2 separate regions of the Homo sapiens genome follow, and region 2 is linked to region 1. A link is a contact called in ENCODE Hi-C or POLR2A ChIA-PET data. All regions are on one chromosome and are shown on one strand. Each heading gives the region's core, a stretch centred on a gene start or an enhancer-like site at or near the end of the contact. The rest is flanking DNA. Distances are from core to core; before and after follow the strand shown.

Region 1 (2,700 bases), core at 110-2,609:
AACCCTAGAACTTTGGGAGGTCCAGGTGGGAGAATCTCTTGAGCCGAGGAGTTCGAAACCAGCCTGGGCAACATAGTGAAACCTTGTCTCCACAAAAAGTTTTTAAAAATTAAGCGAGTATGGTGGCATGTGCCTGTCATCCCAGCTACTCAGGTGGCTGACGTGGGAGGGTCGCTTAAGCCCAGGAGGTCGAGGGTGCAGTAAGCCATGGTGGTGCCACTGTACTCCAGCCTGGGCAACATAGAAAAACCTTGTCTCAAAAAATGAAAAATGAAAAATTTTTTTTTGAGAAGGAGTCCTGCTCTGTTGCCCAGGCTGGAATGCAGTGGCGCAAACTTGGCTCACTGTAAGCTCTGCCTCCCAGGTTCACACCATTCTCCTGCCTCAGCCTCCCGAGTAGCTGGGACTACAGGTGCCCACCACCATGCCCGGCTAATTTTTTGTATTTTTAGTAGAGACGGGGTTTCACCATGTTAGCCAGGATGGTCTCGATCTCCTGACCTTGTGATCTGCCTGCCTCGGCCTCCCAAAGTGCTGGGATTACAGGCGTGAGCCACCAGGCCCAGCCAAAACGTAATTGTAATTAAGTTTACTTTCCAAAGAAGAAAAAACACTCAGAATCCAAACAGGACAGGTGGAATCAAAGGCTTCTTCACAAAGATGCGTGGGGTAATGCGGAACCCCTTTTCTTAAGAAAAGTTTCTGCTCAGAGGGGATCCTGGCCTTGCTGTTGCAGCTGTTATAAATCGTCCATGGGCATGAAAATGGAGATGGTCTTTGGAGGCCCGGGGAGAGATAAGGAGAGTAACAGACGCCACAGAGGCCATGCTTGGCTGTGGGTTGCAGAGATCTCCATCCCGATTGGAATAGTAATTGCTTCATTGGATCATTGCTTCGAAAAATAATGCGGTGGGGGAGCAGAGGCAGCCCGCTGTGAATTCCAAGCAGGAACATACTGAACTGCTCCAGAGAGAGGGAACTCTGCAGCAGGGAGCGCCTGGAGCCAGGAGTCCACTCACCCCAGCAGGAGGACTCTCCAACAAGAATTCGCCACTCCTGACCTGGAATGTGGAGATGGGAATGGCCAGACGGGCCCTGGACCTGGTGAAGGATGTCAGGACACTACAGCGTCACTGCTCCTGGTGGCAGCCACCATCTCTTAACCCCTCAGGGAGAGTTAAGATTCAGGTCAGCACCTAGAGCAGCTACCTCAGAGTACTTAATGCCAATCCCTGGGCAAAGAACTTCTACACTAAATTCCATTCTGTCGTCACCACGCTGGGAGGTGGACATTACTATCCTCATCTGACAGACAAGGAAACTAACACTACAAGGAGATTAAATAGCATGACAAAGTCTCCATCCTGGCTGAACTTTGGATAAGATCTACGTTTGGGATTCTTCTTGGTGATGGATGATGCCTAGACCAGCCCCAGACACCCTCCCAAGCCTAAGCTCCCCTCTCCTGTTCTGACATCCCCATCCCACCAGGAACCCAAGCTTGTGGCCATCGTGCCAGGAGGACTTCTTCCAGGTTTTAGTATAGCCTGAGTGACCTCTAGGAGTCCTTGGACCTGAGCTAACTCCTGTACAATTTTGGCCGGTTGTCTGGTTAATAAATTAACAATTGGTAATGATAACAGCTAGCCAACATTGTTGGTTATATGCCAGCCACTAAGGTAAGCATTATCTTATATGGCCCTCATAATCTCTCTATAAGGTAGAGTTATATAATCCCCATTTTATAGAGGGGGAAACTGAGGATTAAGCACGTGAGTCACCTGTGGGAAGGCAGAGTCTGGAATCCAGGGGGTTCGATTCCAAGGTCCATGCTTTTAACTCCTGTGTTTTTTTGCTCAGTTTCAGAAAACCCAGTTCACAGAAATCTGATACTTTAGAGATAAATTATTCACATAACAAAAGGATCTTTTACCTTGGGGAAGGATTCAGCTGGACTTTGAGCATAACTTCCTTCGTGCATTTAAAATGTGACCTGACTTAGGATTTTTGGTGTCCTGCCCATGACCTGATGAGAAACTATATTTGTCCCCAGGCTTCTTCAGCTGATATCCTTCTTCCCCTACAGGGAAGGAGGTCAAATCTAATCCTAGGCCTGGAAATGCTTGGCCAGGGCCTGGTGGTGCCCAAGCCCCTCTCAGGCTGGGCTTTGGCTTCTTGGGGCCAGGCCTTGGGTATAGAGGCCACTGCCCACACTCAGGCCCAGACAAGCTTGGTGACCTTGCATGGGCCACTCCGTGTCTCTTGCTCTGCCGCATGTAACCCTGGTCATGCTGACTTGCTCTTGCTGGGGCTCCCGGGTGTATCTAATAAATGATGTAAAGCACTTAGAGACATAAGTGCTCAACTACTGGGGCCATAAATTACCAGGGATGGATTCCTGAATGTTATGATTATGTGCTTGTGCTTGTTCTCAGTAATGAATAATTATCCTTTTAGTCCTGCAGCCACATCCAAACATCTTCACCCCACAGGACTAGAGGAGTCACTGACCCTGACTGCTGGGCTCCTCCGATGGTCATGGGCAACAACCAAATGCAAAGCTTGGTCCCTGATGGACACCAGTCTGAAGAACCTTTTCTATAAGGCACGTTTGGGTAAATTTGAACACAGGCAAGGTATTAGATGGTGTCAGGAAACTGTTAACTTTGTTAGGTATAATCATGGCATTATGATTATACA
Region 2 (2,700 bases), core at 166-2,665, 1.1 Mb after region 1:
GGGTCTAAATCTGAGGGGGTCTCTGCTTTTCTGAACTAGGATCAGATCTCTCCAGCCTAAAGTCCCTCCACTTTCTTCTCCTCAGGGGTGTATGGGAGCCCCACTGGGCAGGCACAACACAGCCGGGTTCTCGGCCTTGCTTCCAGGCCTCCAGTCCCAAAGCCTAGAAAACCCCACCAACTGCAGCCCAGACAGACAGACTCTGTCTAGGTGACCTCGGGCTTTAGTCTGTCTCTCTTTGAAGCTACACAAAACACACGCAGTCATAGAAACATTAATACATAAAGAAAAAGAGTTTAAAAACAAAACACAGAAGCCCAGAAAAGCTCACAGCTCTATGCCTAAAGACACTGAAAGGGCCACAAATTCTCAAAATCAGACAGGAAGAAACACAGAGCAAATGTAAATTAAGAAGCCAGAAAGCTCCGTACAAACACACCCCTAACTAAATACAGAGCTGTAAGTGTATAAACTCCAGGTTGACAGAAGCATTTATTTCTCTGGGATTTAAAAAAATAATGTACCGTTGTAGATAGATTTTTAACTCCTTCCCAATAAGGCCCTTGTAGAGATAATTTTTAAATCCCAGAGAAACACATTATAGTTAGATAATTTAAATTCCCCAAATAACACCACTGTAAATGGATTTTGAGAAAATTCCGGAGAAACGCGCCATTTTGGATTGACTTTTTAAAATCTCCGGAAGAATAATGTTGCATGTAGATATTTTAAATTCCAGACCTACACTTCGTACGTTAATTCTTTCAGAATCGAAAGATACAGTTAAAATTAATTCATCCTCATAGATTTGGTTCAAAAAAATCAATATACGATTATATATCTCTCTAGGTTTTAAAAATAAAACCAACCAAAGACCGCGCTTAAAACTTTTGAAAACAAAAGTAGAGTTCAGCGTTGATTATGTTTTAACCAAGCAAACAACCTCTCAGAAAAATCACTTAGGGATGCAAAAGAGAAACAGATACTAAGAAAGTGGAGAGAAACATTCAGCTGTGTATTAAGAAATGAACGCAGAAGAGGCGCCCACACCGGGGAGCTCGGAGCCCCTCCGGAACCCGGCCGGCTGCGCTGGGCAGCGGATTCGCTGCCCCACTGCCCGCGCCGGCCACCCGCGGGCCCAGTTCGCTGCTGGAAAAAAGCTCCAGCTCGGACAAAAAAAGGCAGCGCGGAGGGAGACGCGCAGGAGCCGGGGCGGGGGCCAGAGCCGGGCTGCTCCGGGCTTCGGCCGCGCACGTGGGCCGGATCCCTTGATCGGCGTTCCGGCTGGCCTTGCTGGGAGTCCGGCCGCGCCTGTTGGCCCGCTCGCCCTCACCGTCCTCTGTGTCTCCCTTCTACTTGATGACCCCTCTCCCCCCGTTTACCCTTCCCGCCCGCCCCTTCTCTTTGGTCTCTTTCATTCTGTCGCCTACTGTCACGGTGTTAACCTCCCTCTCTGTCTCTCTGAGTGCGTTCTCTCGCCCGTCACCCCTCTTCCTTTCTCGGTCTCCTCCTCTCCCTTCGTCCGAGCCGCTCCTTAGCGCCCAGTTGCGCAAATCAAATTCTTTCCCGTTCTATTTACTCCTGATCAAGAGGGGCTGTCAGTCCAACCCTCCAGCTGTAGGCTCGTGCATCTGCCAGTCTCTTGGCGCGTGGGGACCGCGTGGAAGTGCCTTCGCGTGTGCGTAAGTTTCCGCGTTCACCGTCAGGTCGAGAACGGGAAAAAGAAAGCTCCTGACGCTTCTGGGGCGGAGAGGGAGCTTGGTTGCGCGGCGCGGGCGTCAGGCCCTGCTCCCAGCTCCCCGTGCTCCGCGCCCGGGTAGGCTCTGTGCGCGCCGCGCGGGGAACGGCGCTTACCTGGCAGCTCCGTGTCAGACGACTCGCTGGCGGAGTTCTCGAGCGGCTCGCGGGGGTCGGCGGGCCGGGCCAGGTGGAAGGCGGGCCCCATGTCATGGGGTGGCGGCGGCGGCGGCCGGAGCCCCTCCGGCAGCCGCTCCAGGCTCATGCCCCCCTTGAAGGCGTCCATGGAGGTGGGGACCGCGGCGGGCGCTCCAGGGGCCGGGGCTGGGCGCGCCCCGCCGCCCTGGCTGCGACCTGCGGGGACAAGAGCGCAGCGCCTAAGCGGCTGCCCTCCAGGGCTGCCGGCGCCTGCAGCGACGCCGTGCCCGCCCCATGGACCGCCCGGGGCTGCGGCGCCGGGCGGGCAGAGGCGGCGGCAGCTTCTCGCGACTGGGCGCCTGGCTCAGCGCTCCGCGCTGCGCTCCTGCCGCTCGGGCCTCAGCAGCCCGGCCGGCCCCGGCTCCGGCTCCGGCTCCGGCTCGCGATCCGGGGCCGGTTTCTAAGGCTCCGGACGGCGCCGGCAGAGTCTGTCTTAAAGCGACAGCGCGCACAGCCAGGTTCCAGCAGTCCCTGCGCCAGGGGTGCTGGGTGGGGTGGGCCTGGGTGGGAGGGGGCTGGGGAGGGAGCGAGCGAGCGAGGGAGCGCGGGCGGAATCCAGCCCCAAGCCGCCCGCGCCGCCGCGCCCTCACTGCCGCCCTCCCTCCCTCCCTGCCTCGCCCGCGCCCTCCCCCTCCGCAGCCACCTTCCCGCCGCCTCCCCGCCCCCCGCGGCCTCGCCGCGCCTCTCCCTCCTTCCCCGGTGACACACCGAGTTCTCCCTCGGCCTCACAAAAGAAACGCATCTGGCCTGCGAGTCCCGGGCGGC

What was found. Hi-C counts contacts between places; a loop is a spot of excess contacts on that map. ChIA-PET counts read pairs that join two places held with the same protein, here RNA polymerase II (POLR2A).
Region 2: a loop to region 1 is called in a map of OCI-LY7, with 13 times the contacts of the local background. The contact joins the promoter of PITX1-AS1 here to the promoter of WSPAR in region 1. A Hi-C loop is called at or near these places in 1 of 168 maps with a recorded cell type or tissue (OCI-LY7). POLR2A ChIA-PET finds 5 or more read pairs at or near these places in 1 of 52 experiments (A673).

The regions. Positions count from the first base shown.
Region 1 is chr5:133,912,318-133,915,017 of GRCh38, forward strand. It overlaps WSPAR (Wnt signaling pathway activating non-coding RNA), which reads left to right and starts at 1,360. Exons shown (of 3, transcript NR_131252.1): 1 at 1,360-1,679; 2 at 2,458-2,605.
Region 2 is chr5:135,031,859-135,034,558 of GRCh38, forward strand. PITX1-AS1 (PITX1 antisense RNA 1) reads left to right here and starts at 1,416. Exons shown (of 6, transcript NR_161235.1): 1 at 1,416-1,682. It overlaps PITX1 (paired like homeodomain 1), which reads right to left and starts at 2,370. Exons shown (of 3, transcript NM_002653.5): 1 at 1,855-2,370. The coding sequence starts at 2,023. RefSeq lists a silencer at 1-83 and an enhancer at 1,254-1,886.